Regions from separate parts of the Homo sapiens genome. Here region 1 is linked to region 2. A link is a loop called in an ENCODE intact Hi-C map of the cell type or tissue named here. Cell type or tissue: CD4-positive, alpha-beta T cell. All regions are shown on one strand. Links, peaks and the distances in the headings refer to the core of each region. The heading gives the core; the rest is flanking DNA.

Region 1 (9,341 bases), core at 1,731-6,730, 91 kb after region 2:
CAATAAACAGTGCAGGGAAACCTGGACATCGACATGCAGAGGAATGAAACTGCACCTCTGCCTGTCACTATACACAAAAATCAAATGAAAATGGATTAAAGATGTGAGTCTAAGGCCTGAACCTATGAAACACGTAGAAGAAAATATTGGGGAAATGCTCCAGGACGTTTGTCTGAAGGAAGACATTTTGTTTTAAACCTTCAAAACACAAGTAATCGAAGCAAAAATAGACCATTGGGATTACCTCAAACTAAGCAACTTCTGCACCGCTAAAAATAAACCAACAAAGTGAAGAGACAACCCACAGATTGGGAGCAAATATGTGCAAACTATGCATCTGAGATGGGATTAATAACTAGAAATATAAGAAGCTCAAACAACTCAATAAAACAAATGATTTAATTGAAACAGGAGCAAAAGACATGAAATTTCCCCACATACGAAAAAGTGCTCAGTATCACTCATCATCAGAGAAACACAAATTAAAATCAAAGTGAGTTTTCATCTCACCCCATTAAAATGGCTTTTAGGCCGGGCGTGGTGGCTCACGTCTGTCATCCTAGAACTTTGAGAGCCTGAGGTGGGTGAATCTCATAAGGTCGGGAGTTTGAGACCAGTCTGACCCACATGGAGAAACACTGTCTCTACTAAAAATACAAAAATTAGTCGGGCGTGGTGGCGTGTGCCTGTAATTCCAGCTACTCGGGAGGCTGAGGCAGGAGAATCGCTTGAACCTGGGAGGTGGAGGTTGTGGTGAGCCGAGATCGCACCACTGCACTCAGCCTGGGTGACAAGAGCGAAACTCCATCTCAAAATAAAATGAAATAAAATAAAATGGCTTTTAGCTGCAAGACAGGCAAAAGAAATGCTGGCAAGGTGTTAGAGAAAGGAGAATCCTGGTATCCTGTTGGTAGGAGTGTAAATTAGTACAGCCATTACGGAGAAAAGTGTGGAAGTCCTTTAAAGAACTAAAAAGAGGTTGGGTGAGGTGGATCATGCCTGTAATCCCGGCACTTTGGGAGACCGAGGCGGGCACCTCAGTTGAGGTCATGAGTTTGAGAGCAGCCCAGCCAACATGGGGAAACCGCATCTATACTAAAAAAAACAAAAAGTAGCCAGGCATGGTGGCGTGCGCCTATAATCCCTGATACTAGGGAGGCTGAGGCAGGAAAATCATTTGAACCCAGGAGGCAGAGGTTGCAATGAGCCAAGATGACATCACTTGTACTCCAGCCTGGGCACAGAGGGAAACTGTCTCAAAAACAAAAACAAAACAACAAACGAAAAACTAAAAAGAGAACTTTCATAGTATCCAGCAATTTCACTACTGGGTTTATATCCAAAGGAAAGTAAATCAATATATCGAAGTGATATCTGCACTCGTATGATTGGTGCAGCACTCTTCACAGTAGCCAAGATGAGGAGTCAACCTACCTGCCCATCAGTGGGTGAATGGATAGAGAGAATGTGGTACATTTGCATAGTGGAGACTACTCTTCCATAGAAAGAAAAACATCCTGATATTTGCAGCCACATGGATGGAACTGGAGGTCATTACAAAGATTCCCATTTCTTACCCATATACAGGAGCTAAAAGGTGGATCTCATGAAGGTAGAGAGTAGAATGGTGGCTACCAGAGGCCAGGAAGAAAAGGGTGGAGGGTAAAAAAAAATATGTGTATATATATATATATTAATGTATTTATGACCACTAGACTTTACACTTAAAAATGGTAAATGTGGCTGGGCGTGGTGGCTCATGCCTGTAATCCCAGCACTTTGGGAGGCTGATGCGGGTGGATCACGTGGTCAGGAGTTCGAGACCAGCTTGACCAACATGGTGAAACCCCCTCTCTACTAAAAATACAAAAAGTAGCCTGGCATGGTGGTGCGCGCCTGTAGCACCAGCTACTCAGGTGGCTGAGGCAAGAGAATCGCTTGAACCCAGGAGGCGGAAGTTGCAGTGAGCTGAGATTGTGCCAATGCACTCCAGCATAGGGGACAGAGCTAGACTCCGCCTCAAAAAAAAAATGTTAAAGGTGGTAAGCTATATAGGTATATTTATCCTCAATAAATATTTCTCAAACAAAAGTAAAGGGTGTAGGGGTTGCAGGTGATGACATCCCTGTGTGGGTGGGAGGCCAGGATGGGCTTCTGGGAAATGGGTAATGTTGAGGGGCTGAGGGAACCTCTGATCTTCCCAAACTGAGCCCAGTCTCCCTCCTCTGGGTCTCTCCTGACCGCTTTCTCCATCTGCCTGGGTGCCTGGAGTCCTGGCCGCAGGCCTTCATGCAGGCCATGTAGGAGGGTTTGGAGGTGCCCTGTCTGCCATCCTGTGCCCTGATCCCTCCCTCACACCCAAGCTTCGTCTTCTCTCTGCATCTGTTCATCCTTCTCTCCATCCTCAGCAGGAAGCTCCTCAGCTAAGGCTCTAGGATCATAGGACATGGGACAGCCATGGGCTTTCCTCACCTGTGACAGAAACAAGCAGTGGGTCACTCGAGTTTGACCACTCGTAGGGAGAGTCACGGAAAGAGCCGAAGCATCTGTAGGTTCCTCCGTGGGTGGCAGGGCCCAGAGGAAAGTCAGCCTGGAATGTTCCGTTGACCTTGGGCCCTGCAGAGAACCTACGTTCATGGGCCTCCCCCTCCCTGGATAGATGGTACATGTCATAGGAGCTCCGGGAGCTGCAGGACAAGGTCACGCTCTCTCCTGCCAGAACCGTGGGGCCCGGCTGGGCTGAGAGAGAAGGTTTCTCATATAGACCTGGAAGGAGAAGAGGCATTTTCCTTACGGAGGATCTTCCTTGTCACAGCTCCCTTCACCTGAGCTGAGAACTCACTCCCCTGCTCTATGACCTAATGCTCTCTCTCTCTCTCTCTCTCACCCTCCACCCCATCTCTCTTCATGTCTATTTCCTCCTTCCACCTTCTCTGTCTCTCTAGGTCTCTGACCTCGCTTCCACACCTCTAGATATGTTTTCCCTTTTTGGATTGTTTTATTCTCTCTGACTCTCCTTGGATTGGTTGACTTGATGTTACTTTTTTAAATTCTAAGTTTCTCACTTTGTGTCCTGTTCATAACTTTCTGCATATTTCTATCTATTATCTATCGATCTATCTATTTATCTATTCGGTGCCTATCTACAAATTCTCTACCTGTCATCTATATCTATATATCATCTATGTATCTATCACTTGTCTATCTATCCATCAATCATCTGTTATCTATATCTATGTATCATCTCTCTCTCTATGACTTCTGTCTGCCTCTCTATCTCTATGTATTATCTATCTGTCTTCATCATCATCATCTCTATGTCTCATCTATTAATGAATCAATCAATCATCATCTATGTATCTTTAACCTATTATCTATCATCTACCTATTTATCATCTATCTATATCTATCCATCTATCATCTGTCTTGCTCTGCCTCTCGGTCTCTCTAGTTCTCTTTGGAATCTCTGCAATTCATCCCCACATCTCCATCTTTCTATGTCCTTGTGCCTCTCCCTCAGGAGTCTAATTTTAGTGCTTTTCTCTGCTCCCTTCCATCATTCTCACCACTCCTCTGCCCTCTTTTCTCTCTCTTTATGTGTCTGTGAGTCTCTCAATCTCCTTCCTCTGGCTCATTCTCTGTGTGTTTATGTCTTTGCTTTTTGGTGTCCCTGATTTCTCTCTGTGCCTCTCAGTGATCCTTTCATATGTGGGGTTATTTGGAATGTGAGCCTCAGAATCCAGTCTGGAGACCACAAGTTCACACAGCATACAGGAGTTGGTGTTCTGGGGCCATGATATCCTGGGACGGTTACTCTCCATTACATGGAAGGCAGAGGTGTCAGAATAAACACGGCATCTGTAGGTGCCACAAGGCCTGAGGCCACAGGGCCCAACTCAGGTCAGAAATATGGGTGTCCTTGGGTTCTCCTGGTAGAGAACACTTTGTGGAGGTAAAACAGAAATGAAACTTCTAACCTGTGCCAGGTCTCTGAGCAAAGTCAGCATGGAGGGACACCTCTCTCTGGGACATGTCTGTCTGTCTGTCTCCTTTAACTCCTTCTGTCTTTTCTAACTCCCGGTATGGCCCCTGTGTCTGTCCTCTGTTATGACACCTGGTCTGTACTTGTGTCTCCTGTTTCTCTGTCTCTGTTGGTACAGACCTCACCAAGTCAGTCTCTCTCCATAAGAATACCAAGCTCATCTTCCTTACAACTACCTGGGGGTTCCAAGTCGTGGATCATTCACTCTGCATCCCAATGACAATGAGAAGAATGTCCGGACACTCTCACCTGTGATGACGATGTCCAGAGGGTCACTGGGAGCTGACAACTGATGGGGGAGTGAGTAACAGAACCGTAGCATCTGTAGGTCCCTGCCAGGTCTTCCATCATGGGACCGATGGAGAAGTTGGCCTTGGAAACCCCATCATGGTGCTCTCCAGTGAGGTGCAAAGTGTCGTTAAACTTCCCTTCTCTGTGCAGAAGGAAGTGCTGAAACCTGACATCTGACCAACATTGCAGGATGACTGTCTCTTCTGATTTCACCAGGGGACCTGGGTGGGCCAGGAGGGAAGGTTTTCTGTGGACTCCTAGGAAGAGAGGTTGTGAGTTTAGAAGGTGTCTCTCTTTATCATCCCATCCATGGCACCTAGAATGAGTGAGGCTTCCCCTTGCTGGTGTCTGTCTCTCTCCTTCCTCTCTGTGTCTTCATGTTCTTTTCTGTGCCCATAACTCCTGGTGCAGGTCCTTCCATCTGTCTCCCTCCCTCTTCTCTGTCCCTCTGTCTCTAGTCGCCTCTGATTCCCTTCCCACTGGGCTTAGCCTCATCTCTTGGGGTGTTGTATCTATTTCACACTAATGTCTTTCCTGCTGTTTATGTGGGGGTGAAAGAGGAACCAGGATAGGCTGCACATCCAGCCTCTTATCAGCCTGGTTCAATCTCTTTTGGATGAATTGGAATCCTTGGCAGTAGGTATGAACTGATGAATAAGGCAGGCACCAGTGTCCACACACCCTGTTCCTGGTCGGGACTGGGAGCCACTCTTGCCATGCCTGTGCCTTCTCCATGGTGCCAGCTTCCATAGGCTGGCTCCTGGTGCTGGTTTGAGGAGTATCAACCCCTCCCTATGTGGATGGAGCCTGGTGGTGGCATCATCATCCCACACTTGCTCATCTCGGTGTAGCCAACCTTCCCCTTGTTTGGTTCCTTTAATTAATTAATTAATTATGGAGACAGAGTCTCACTCCTTCACCCCAGCTGGAGTGAAGTGGTGTGGTCTAGGGTCACTGCAACCTCTGTCTCCTGGGTTCAAGTGATTCTCCTGCCCTCAGCCTCCCAAGTCGCTAGGATTACATGCGCCTGCCACCACACCCGGCTATCCTTGTGTTGTTTCTTACCTTGTCCTTGACCTGGGTTCCAGTGTTGGTTTCCTGTTGCTGCTGTAGAAAATTATCAGAAGCATGGCAGCAGGAGAGAGCACACTGACCCATTTCACTACTGGAGACAGAAATAGGACCCTGTTTTTCCTGGGCTAAAATCAAGGCATCTGCAGGGCTTCGTTCCCTCTGGAGACTCTGGAGAATCATTTCCTTGACTTTTCCAACCTCTACAGGCCACCTGCATTCATGGCTCCTGGCCTTCCTCCACCTTCAAAGCTGGTGGAGTCTCCCATTGCGCTGCTCTAATCCCCACTCCCCTCTTCCTCCTCCTTTCATGTGGACCCTTGTGATTACACTGAGCCCAGCGGGACAGTCCAGGCTGTCTCCCCATCTCAAGGTCAACTCATCAACAACCTGAGCTCCATCTTCCCCTTCAGTTCCTTCCCCTATAACATAAATAGTCACAGACTCCAGGGATTAGAATGTAGTCATCACTGGGGACAATTATTCTTCCCACCACAGCACCCATTTCCCTGTATTCAATCCCCCTTTACCCCAAATATAGTCAGGGCCTGGGTGATGGGACCCTCAAGGACACGCCCACCAGAAGCTCTGGGATTCAGGAGGTGGGAAAGGAGAATCCAAGACAGGAGCCCTCTGACCTGTGGCCATGATCACCAGGGTGTTGCTGGGTGCCGACCACCCACTGGGGTAGTGTGGGTGTGAACCCCGACATCTGTACGTCCCTGTGTGTGCTGGGGTCACAGGGCCCATGAAAAGGCTCTTCCAGAATATTCTGTTGTAGAGCTCAGTGCCAGGCACCCCATCTTCCTTTTACAGACTGAAGTTGTTAAACCCAAGATAAGAATGACACCGAAGAATCACATGTCCTGGAGGCACCACAGAGCTGGGCCAGGCAGACAGCAAGGGCTTGTCCTGACCACCTTGGGGAGAAGGAGGCACCGCCTTAGAGAGGAGGATGTGGAGCCACCCCTCCCTCCCTGTGCTCTGAAGATTCTCCTCGCTTTCCAAGTTTCTATGGCTGCTATCACACCTTGGTGCCCAGGGCTAAAGGAAGGACCCATCCCGCAAACACAAGGTGTCTCCCTACAACAAAAGTGTCAGCTGAGAACTTTGAGCAAGTGCTGAGTAAGAGACTCCTACTAGATTTTAATACTGTAAGATTACTCACATAAAACAACACAGGGTAGACATGGGGTGGAGGGCATGTCTTTGAGAATGGAATATCAGCAGATGCCTGAATGAAAATAAGCAACTGAGCCCCCATCAGAGGATTTGGAATGTCAGGGCCATGGCTGTGGTTTCCCACCTCTTCTGGTGGAGTGACAGCAGCCACACTGCAGCCCCTACCGTCATGGAAACGCTGAAGTGTGAGTAACACCTTTGTCCTCAGAGGATCTGCTGTTCCTACCACTTCCCCACCACGCACCCCAGCTTTGAGCACCCCAGTCTAACCCTGGTCCCCACAGAACTTGACTCTGCCAAGGGAATGAAAGGCCAGGGAGGCGAGGTCGGAACTGTGGGCCGAGCACCCCAGGGTCCCCTCTTCCTAGTTTATGAGAGGCTCCCTGACAGGACTTCCCTCCTGTTTCAGGAAAATCCTCTTATGTGGGGAGATGACACCCTAAGGTTTGGAGAAGGACTCACCCTCATGTGGCCAGGCCCCCTGCAGCAAGAAGAACCCTGGAAAGAAAGATCATGATGGACGATCCATCTGCAGGCAAACCAGCCCTCCCTTGCTGCCCTCACTGGGCTGTGAGTCTTGGTAGGCAGGCCCTTCCTGGACTGAAGTTAAACTCACCCTCAGTGCCTACCTGCACCCAAGAACAGGGCTGTCGGCTGTGCAGAGACCCAGCCTCCAAGCCCAGATCCCCACCACAAGCCCATATCCCCACCACAAGCCCATATCTCCACTCCAGGCCAATATTTCCACCCTAGGCCTGTATCTCCACTCCAGGCCCATATCTCCACTCCAGGCCGATATTTCCATCATAGGCCCATATCGCCAATCCAGGCCCATATCGCCAATCCAGGCCAAGATCTCCACTGTAAGCCCATATCTCCAATCCAGGCCCATATCTCCACTCCAGGCTCAGATCTCCAACCTAGGCCCATATCTCCAATCCAGGCCCATATCTCCACACCAGGCCCATATCTCTACTGAAGGCCAGTAACTCCACCTCCAGGCCCATATCTCCACTCCAGGCCCAGATCTCCACCCCAAGCCCATATCTCCACCCCAGGCCCATATCTCTACTGAAGGCCCGTAACTCCACCTCCAGGCCCATATCTCCACCCCAGGCCCAGATCTCCACCCCAAGCCCATATCTCCACTCTAGGCCCATATCTCCTCTCCAGTCCCATATCTCCACAACCAGGCCCATATCTCCATCCTAGGCCCATATTTCCACTCTAGGCCCAGATATCCACCTCTAGGCCCATATCTCCACTCCTGGCCCAAATCTCCACTCCAGGCCCATATCTCTACTATAGGCCTATAACTCCACCTCCAGGCCCATATCTCCACTCCAGGCTCCTATCTCCCCTCCAGGTTCCTATCGGCACTCCAGGCCCAGATCTCCACTTCTAGGCCCATCACTCCATCTCTAGGCCCATATATCCACTCCAGGCCCAGATCTCCACTCCAGGCCCACAACTCCACCTCCAGGCCTATATCTCCACCTCTGGGCCCAGATCTCCAACCCCACACTCCCTTCCTCTATTCCCTTCCAGGACTCACCAACACACGCCATGCTGACGACCGTGAGCGACATGGTGCTGCCGGTGCAGACAGGCGGCCGTGCCCCAGCTCAGCTCAGCAGCGCACAGGATGTTATTTGGCGCCCTGCCCATGCAGTTTACATGTTGACCACATCATGGGAGGGTGACGTACGCAGGCTCATTCTACCTTGCATGAGGCCCAGTGGGTGCTCGCTCAAGAGCGGAACACGGCTTCCTGGAAATTGTTCTCACTAGAATTTACACCTAGCGTCCTTCACTATGACCAACTCAAAACACGTCTCAGATCCAACCTCCTGAACACGAGATGCCTAAAATCTGTGCTAACGTGAAAGACTTTTCATGTATTTTTATTGTTTTTATCTGAGATTCAAACTCTTCTTCATGTGTAATATGCAAAATATTTAATAGGTATTATTAAGGTTTTCAGAGTCATTGTGACTAATAAACCATTAGAATTTTTCATGCTTGTATTTCTAGTATTACAGCAGAACCAGTTAAAATGATTTAAATTCCCAGGGAAGGATTATGCAATTATTTACAATGTTAGAATTGTACTTTATCAGCAAAAACCACACCTGTAAATTCTGGAGTTTTGTAGTTTAATCTAAAATTTGTCTCATGACCCAAGATTCCAGAGTCCCAACTCTGGAGTTTGATCTCTCTCTGTCTCTCTGCCTCCCTCATTTTAAATTTTACAGAAATATCCAGTAACATAATGCTATAGAAAATCAAGTTTCCCCAGCACGTCGGGAAGCCGAGGTGGGCGGATCAACTGAGATGAGGGGATTGAGAGCAGCCTGGCCAACATAGTGAAACCGTGTCTCTGCTAAAAATCCAAAAATTAGCCATGCCTGGTGGCAGGCACCTGTAACGCCAGCTACTCAAGAGGCTGAGGCACGAGAATCGCTTGAACCTGGGAGGCGGAGGTTGCAGTGAGCTGAGATTGTGTCACTGCAGTCCAGCCTGGGCGACAGAGCAAGACTCCGCCTCAAGAAAAAAAAAAGCAAATAGCCTATAATAACAAATTAGAGGGCTCTGGCTACTAAATTTAAAGGGTTCTATAAGGCTACATAAAGTGTAGCATCATCAAGTGTGTGGACACAGACAGCCCCTTAGCAGAAACTGTCTAAAATACATCCATGTACACACAGTCCCTTTAGAGTTGACAAAGGCTGCCGTGTGGTTTAAGGTGGCATAG
Region 2 (7,737 bases), core at 1-5,000:
CCTCCACCTCTCACGCGGACCCTTGTGATTACACTGAGCCCAGCAGGACAGTCCAGGCTGTCTCCCCATCTCAAGGTCAACTCATCAACAACCTGAGCTCCACCTTCCCCTTCAGTCCCCTGCCCTATAACATAAATAGTCACAGGCTCCAGGGTTTACAATGTAGCCATCATTGGCGACAGTTATTCTTCCCACCACAGCACCCATTTCCCCTGTATTCAATCTCCCTTGACCCCAAATACAGTTGGGGCCTGGGTGATGGGACCCTGATGGACACCCCCACCAGAAGCTCTGGGATTCAGGAGGTGGGACAGTGAGAAGCCCAGACAGAAAGCCTCTGACCTGTGACCATGATCACCAGGGGGTTGCTGGGTGCCGACCACCCAGTGAGGGAGTGTGGGCGTGAACCCCGACATCTGTAGGTCCCTGCATGTGCTGGGGTCACAGGGCCCATGATGAAGCTCTCCTGGAATATTCTGCCGTGGAAGATGGGAACGTGGCTTCTGTCTTCTTTGTACAGCATGAAATTGTTAAACCCACGACGATAGTGACACTGAAGAGCCACGTGTCCTCCTCGAGGCACCACAGTGCTGGGCCGGGCAGACAGGAAGGGTTTGTCCTGACCACCTGGGGGAGAAGGAGGCACTGCCTTAGAGAGGAGGATGTGGAGCCACCCCTCCCTCCCTGTGCTCAGAAGATTCTCCCATTTCCGCTTTCTAAGGCTCCTACCACACCTGGGTGCCCAGGGCTACAGGAAGGACCCACCCCACATAGACATGGCGTCTCCCTACAACAAGTGTCAGCTGAGAACTTTGAGCAAGTGCTGAATAAGTGACTCTTACTAGATTTTAATACTGCAAAATTACTCACATAAAACAACACAAAGTAGACACGGCATGGAGGGCATGTCCTATGTGAATGGAATATCAGCCAATTCATGAACTGAGCCCCCTCAGAGGATTTGGAATGTCAGGGCCATGGCTGTGGTTTCCCCCCTCTTCTGGTAGAAAGACCGCAGCCACACTGCAGCCCCTACCGTCACGGAAACGCTGGAGGGTGTCAGTTATACCTTTGTCCTCAGAGGACCTGCTGTTCCTAGCACTGCTTCCCTCTCTTTCTCTGCTGCTGACACCACTTCCTCCCTGCACACCCCAGCTTGGAGCACCCCAGTCTCACCCCAGTCTTCACAGAGCTTGACTCAGGAAAGGGAAAGAAAGGCCAGGGAGGGCGAGGTCAGAAATGTGGGCCGAGTATCCAAGGGTCCCCTCTTCCTAGTTTATGAGAGACTCCCCGACAGGACTTCCCTCCTGTTTCAGAAAAATCCTCTTATGTGGGGAGATGACACCCTAAGGTTTGGGGACGGACTCACCCATGAGTGGCCAGGCCCCCTGCAGCAAGAAGAACCCTGGAAAGAAAGATCATGATAGACGATCCAACTGCAGGCAAACCAGGGCACCCTGCTGCCCCCACTGCACTGTGTGTCTTGGCAGCCAGGCCCTTGCTGGGCTGAAGGTAAACTTAGCCTCCCTGCTACCTGCTGCCAAGAACAGGGCTCTCAGCTGTGGAGAGACCCAGGCTCCAGGCCCAGATCAACACTTCCTGGCCCAGATCTCCACTCCAGGCCCATATCTCCACTCCAGGCCCCTATCTCCACTCCAGGCCCATATCTCCACTCCAGGCCCATATCTCCACATCAGACCCATATCTCCACTCCAGGCCCAGATCTCCCCTCTAGGCCCATATCTCCACTCCAGGCCCATATCTCCACTCCAGGCCCATATCTCCACATCAGACCCATATCTCCACTCCAGGCCCATATCTCCACTCCAGGCCCAGATCTCCACCTGCAGGCCCATATCTCCACTCCAGGCCCATATCTCCACTCCAGGCCCGTATCTCCACTCCAGGCCCATATCTCCACACCCAGGCCCATATCTCCCCTCCAGGCCCATATCTCCACTCCAGGCCCATATTTACACCTCCAGGCCCATATCTCCACACCCAGGCCCATATCTCCACTCCAGGCCCATATCTCCACTCCAGGCCCATATCTTTACCTCTAGGCCGAGATCTCCATCCCCACTCTCCCTCCCTCTATTCCCTTCCAGGACTCACCAACGCACGCCATGCTGACGACCGTGAGCGACATGGTGCTGCCGGTGCAGACAGGAGGCCGCGCCCCAGCTCAGCTCAGCAGCGCACAGGATGTTATTTGGCGCCCTGCCCATGCAGTTTACATGTTGACCACATCATGGGAGGGTGACGTACGCAGGCTCTTTCTACCTTGCATGAGGCCCAGTGGGTGCTCGCTCAAGAGCGGAACATGGCTTCCTGGAAATTGTTGTGACTACAATTGCCACCTTGCATCCTTCACTATGACCAGACTCAAAAGACGTCTCAGATCCAACCTCTCACACATGAGGTGATTGAATTCTGTGCTTACATTAAAGACTTTTGATGTATTTTTGTTTTTATCTGAGATTCAAACTTTTCTTCATGTGTAATGTGCAAAATATCTAAGAGGTATTATTAACATTATCAGAGTAATTGTGACAAAAAGCCATTCTAATTTTCCTGATGAGTTTCTAGTACTAAACCTGAGGCACGAGAATTGCTTGAACCTGGGAGGCGGAGGCTGCAGTGAGCTGAGCTCAAGCCACTGAACTCCAGCTTGGGTGACAGAGGAAGAGTCTGTCTCAAGAAAGAAAAAAAAAAGCAAACTAAATAACCTATAATAACAAATCAGAGAACTCAGGTTACCAAATTTTAAGGGGTTCTATAAGTTTATATGAAATGCAGCATCCTCATGAGAGGGGATACAGAGAACCACTGGGCAGAAAACTGTGTCTAAAATACATCTGTGGATACACAGTCCCTTTATAGTTGACAAAGGCTGCCATGTAGTTTAAGGTGGAATAGAATATTTTCTCAACAAATAACACAGGACCATAGGGTTACACGTAGGAAAAAATAAATCTAAACTTATCCTCACACTATAAAGACACTTCTTATTTTTTATCTTGTTGTTGTAAACTTTTTATGCTTTATTTTTAAGATTGACAAATAAAAATTATATACTGTGGTCCTTCACTATTCCTGGGTGATTGGTTCCAGGATCCCCATTCAGATACCAAAATCTGCAGATGCTCAAGCCCCTTGCATGAAATGGCATAGCGAAGCTGGGCACCGTGGCTCACGCCTGTAATCCCAGCACTTTGGGAGGCTGAGTTGGGTAGATCACGAGGTCAGGAGTTCAAGACCAGCTGGTCCAACATTCTGAAACCCCGTCTCTACTAAAAATACACACACAAAAAAATTTATCTGTGCATGGTGGCACGTGCCTGTAATCCTAGGGGAGGCTACTGGGGAGGCTGAGGGAAGACAATCGCTTGAACCTGGGAGGCGGAGGTTGCAGTGAGCTGAGATCATGCCACTGCACTCCAGCCTGGGTGAGAGAGTGAGACTGTCTCAAAAAAAAAAAAAAAATAGCATAGCAATTGCATAGAACCCATGCACATCCTCCTGTATACATGAAATCATCCCTTGATTACTTATAATTCCTGACACAGCCTACACGCCACTCAATTTGTGTCGATTCAACATAGTTTTTTGCTTCTTGAAACTTCGGGGATTTTTTTCTGAAAATATTTTTGATTTATTGTTGGTTCAATAAACACCTGTAAACCCCACAGATATGGAGGACCGACTGTATATTTATATTATGAAAGATGATATGTTGATATGTGTCCCCGTGGAGATGAGACTAACAAGGCCTATGACTCTACAAATGTTTCATCGTGGAATGACTCTGCCAGCTTTCCAGGTCTGCAGAGAGTAAGAATATCACTTGTTCATGTGATTCACGATCCTTGGAGCCTCCTATGTGCTGTATCTTTGGATGGAAATTGGAGTCTCAGAGACAAATCAGGCTCCATTCTGCTTCCAGAAGCTCAGAGTCCAGGGCTGAGAACCCAATGGAGAACAGATGGGGTTATGTGGACATGGTAATGATAACACCGGAAGCCTTAGGCAAGAAAAGAGTCTCGTTACCGAAACCATGAGGGCAGACATGTTTATTTGAAGGCGGGAAAACTACATTGAAATTATTTAAAAAATTTATAAGTTTTACTGCTGGCAGAAGGCTGAAAGATAGTCTGAAGGGAGGTGGAACAGCACGTGTCTAAGTGCTGTGTTAAGAGGCAGCCTCTTGTATGTTTGGAATTGTGAGTTCCTCAGTGTGATTGCAGCCTCAGGTAGACTAGGAAGTAAGCCAGTTAGGTTGGAGAGGTGGGCAGGGGTCAAGTGAAATGGAGAATTGTGGGCTAAGCAAAGGAGTGTGTTTTCTCTCCAGCAGGCAGTGGGGACCTTAGACATTTGTAAGCAAGAGAGAGGCATGTTCAGATTCGTGGTGTGAGGAAGAGCGATGCCCTAAGATGAAGACTGATGCCTTCAGATTCCAGCTGCTGGTACATGGGAGCTGGCAACCCGGTTTTGAGACAGGGCTGTTGTCTCCCTAGAAGATCCCCTCAAGGCCTGACTGTGGTGCTCGTGGACAGAAGACAACTTTGGATCTGGGCTCAGCATTTGGAAGTTCTATGTACATGCTGGTATCTGTTGGGGGTGTCTTGGGCCTCTCAGAAGGGCGAGTGATTTTTCTCTGTGTGAAAACACAGTGATCCAATTATGCGTATGACACCTCCTGATGGTCTTGTTCATCAGAATCCTGGAGAGAGGGAAATGCTGAGTGAGGGAGGGTGCTCACATTTTTCAGGACTCTTTGGGAATAAGACTAGCCACGAGGCTGGGCGGAGGAGCACCTACCTCGCTGTTCACTGTTCTGTTCCCTGCAGGCTCTTGGTCCATTACAGCAGCATCTGTAGAAGACGGAAGTCAACAAAAGAGCTCGGAGGGCACTTCTGGGTCCTCATTTCATAAGCAGATACCAACAAACAGGGGGAGGCCATAGGTGCCTGAGGTCCCTCAGTTGCCAACAGCAGACTCAGACATTCTATCTCTCTGAGTTCAAGGACCCATCCCATGAATAGCTCTGAGGTCCCATCCCATTGATTCTATCTCCCACTTTCTGCCTGTCATGGAACCTTCTCCTGGATGTGAGTGGCTGCAGGGGACGTGAGGATACAGTTCAGAATCAGGCAATGGTCTGTGAGCTGAAGGCAGGGGAAGGGAATCTGGTGCTCTCTCTAGAAAGTCCTGCCTCTGTGGCTCCTGTCTTGGGCCAGGGACCATCCTGCTGGTGAGGAACACACATCCGCGTGCTCCCATCCTGCTTCCCCACATGGCCCTGAGCTCTCTGGCCTCTGCTTCGTGAGACTTACTTTTTTTGTCGGAGCACCAGCGATGAAGGAGAAAGAAGAGGAGGATGGTGAAAGGGATTTTGACCACTGAGGTCCCAATCAGAACATGTAGGTGTCTGGGGTTACCTGGAAGAAGAGGAGACACCAATAAGAAGCTAATCATAGCAGTTCCTCTTTATGAATTGTCTCGCATTTCTTGATTGGCAGGTAACCACATACAACGTCTCTTTAGGACAAGCACCCAAATGGCGGGAGACCTAGCTTTCCCCTGCTTTCTCAATTATAGCTCTCATAGTAACCATAGAACGTGCTGAGGATACAACTACTTTAGTTGAGATGTTTGACCCTTTCAAACCTCACATTGAAATTTCACCCCCATTGTGGGAGGTTGGGCCTCTTCAGAGGTGTTTGGGTCATGGAGGTGGATCCATCATGAACAGATCAATGCTGTCCCAAGGAGACGGGGTTAGCAAGTTCCCCCTCTGTTAGTTCCTGGAGAGCTGGTTGTTAAAAAGAGCTTGGAAGCTCCATCGCTCCCTCTCCCCCTTACTCTCTCTCTTGCCGTGTGATCTCTGCGGTCTCTGCACAGACAGACCCTCCTTCCCTTCTGCCAGAGTGGGAGCAGCCTGAGGCCGTCACGAGAAATAGATTCTGGTGCCATGCTTCCAGTACAGCCTGCAGAACTGTGAGGCAAACCAATCTCTTTTCTTTAGAAGTTACCCAGGCTCAAGTGTTCCTTTAGAGCAACAAAAATGGACTAAGATAGCAACATCCTGAGATCAGGAGGAATGTCTCAGAACAGCCTGGGCTGTCTTCCTGTTCTTCCTGGAGGAGGACGTCATGCAGTGCTTTAGCTGAGTGCTTCCTGTGGCTCCAGGGTACAAAACCCAGGCTGGGCTGCTTTCTGGCTTCCCGCAGCTACACTGCAAATGGGGTGACTCCATATGTCCCGAGCAGCTTTTCTGAGCCTTGAGGGACTGGCTCACATTGAAATGCAGGCTTCTGTTGTCACTCGCTGCTTATCTGTTAGTAATGAACCTGCCTATGTAACGTATTCTCTGTGTGTTCTGTCTCCCTGGAGTGACGGTGAGTGATAGGAATTGGCATAGGCCCAGGTGCAGTCCAGGATTTGTTTAGAGTCTTCTCTGGGAAGACTGCACTGGGATTGATACACAGCGAATGTGCTTTAGGATTTCTACATCCACAGCATTCTTGAGTCAAACAAATTGCATTCACCAAGGAAAGGAAACAAAGGTGAAATCACGATTAAAAATAGCGAAGCAAGATTCTCTTATGTCAAACAGCCAGGAAATAGTGTTGAAGCCCGTGTGAAATGTGCTACTCTTTGTGATCTCGGGAGACACATGTTAGGCTGCTGTTCTACCCGAGAGGCTGGGGGAAGGACCACCCCCTCGACCATCTATTGCTTCAATACCACCTGTCCTCCTGTGAATTAGTAGGAAAGGGGAACAGGAGCTAGTGCTGTCGCTGATCTCTGATTCCAAGATCTGGACTCACTCCAAGGAGTATTAATGTTTCCTCCCCATGGTCTATCTGAATCTCCACAGGTGATTGGAAGTAGGGGTGAGGTGGGGGATTTGGGTGAGTGGGCAAGTTTTTTTTTGCGATGACCAGAGCACTTTCTCTATTCCAGGATCCGTGCTGGAGGATTCAGCGGGCTTTCACATTTTCTATGTGATCTCATGCTCACAGAAAGCCAAATAGGGAAGAGGTTTTAGGCTCATTGCCTAATGGATAAGATAAAGGATCAAAGAAGTAATTATAGAGAAATAGAAAAATGATGATTGGAATTCAGGTGCCTTTGTCATTCGTGTGTGTTTTATTATATTTATGCATTTCTTATTTTTATTTTTTGAGACGGAGTCTCCTTGTGTCACCCAGGCTGGAGTGCAGTGATGCAATCTCCACTCACTGCAACCTCCACCTCCTGGGTTGAAGTCATTCTCCTGCTTCATCCTCCAGAGTAGGAGCTGGGATTACAGGGATGCACCACCATGCTCGGCTAATTTTTGTATTTTTAGTACAGATAGGGTTTCACCATGTTGGCCAGGCTGGTCTGGAACTCCTGACTTCATGGAATCCACCCGCCTTGGCCTCCTGCAGGGCTGGGTTACAAGCATGAGCCACCGTTCACAGACTTGTATATTATGCTATAATAGGTCCCTTCATTTCCACCACCCCTCATATATCTGTCACTCCTTTGCCAGGTATTGATTTATGTGTAGGATGAATAAATCTCAGAAAGAAATTAATTAAGCGAGGATTAAACAAGTAGGAAAATCAAACCCAGCAAGCCTTTCCAGCCAATGATTCTACCTCACAAGCATATCTTATATCCATCTACTTCATTCATTTAGTGTCTAAATCAGCACCACATTTCACCAGTGGGGCGGCAATTGCC

Evidence for each region. A loop is a pair of places that touch in the nucleus more often than their neighbours do. Peaks named below come from ENCODE experiments on the same cell type or tissue, not always from the same donor. Only the 100,000 strongest peaks of a DNase experiment are listed, where the experiment ranks them.
Region 1: a loop joins it to region 2, with 6 times the contacts of the local background. A loop is called at or near these places in 4 of 110 quality-filtered maps.

Annotation. Positions count from the first base shown.
Region 1 is chr19:54,753,857-54,763,197 of GRCh38, reverse strand. It overlaps the pseudogene KIR2DP1. Among named protein-coding and RNA genes, the nearest start is that of KIR2DL1, 11 kb to the left of the region's middle. In CD4-positive, alpha-beta T cell, for the core only: no CTCF peak of the experiment used is centred there; a DNase peak (open chromatin) is centred at 4,416.
Region 2 is chr19:54,844,888-54,852,624 of GRCh38, reverse strand. KIR2DS4 (killer cell immunoglobulin like receptor, two Ig domains and short cytoplasmic tail 4 (gene/pseudogene)) reads right to left here. Exons shown (of 7, transcript NM_001281972.2): 5 at 5,337-5,441; 6 at 4,822-4,874; 7 at 4,050-4,723. The coding sequence ends at 5,415. It overlaps KIR3DL2 (killer cell immunoglobulin like receptor, three Ig domains and long cytoplasmic tail 2), which reads right to left and starts at 2,182. Exons shown (of 9, transcript NM_006737.4): 1 at 2,116-2,182; 2 at 1,370-1,405; 3 at 343-627. The coding sequence starts at 2,149. In CD4-positive, alpha-beta T cell, for the core only: no CTCF peak of the experiment used is centred there; a DNase peak (open chromatin) is centred at 2,135.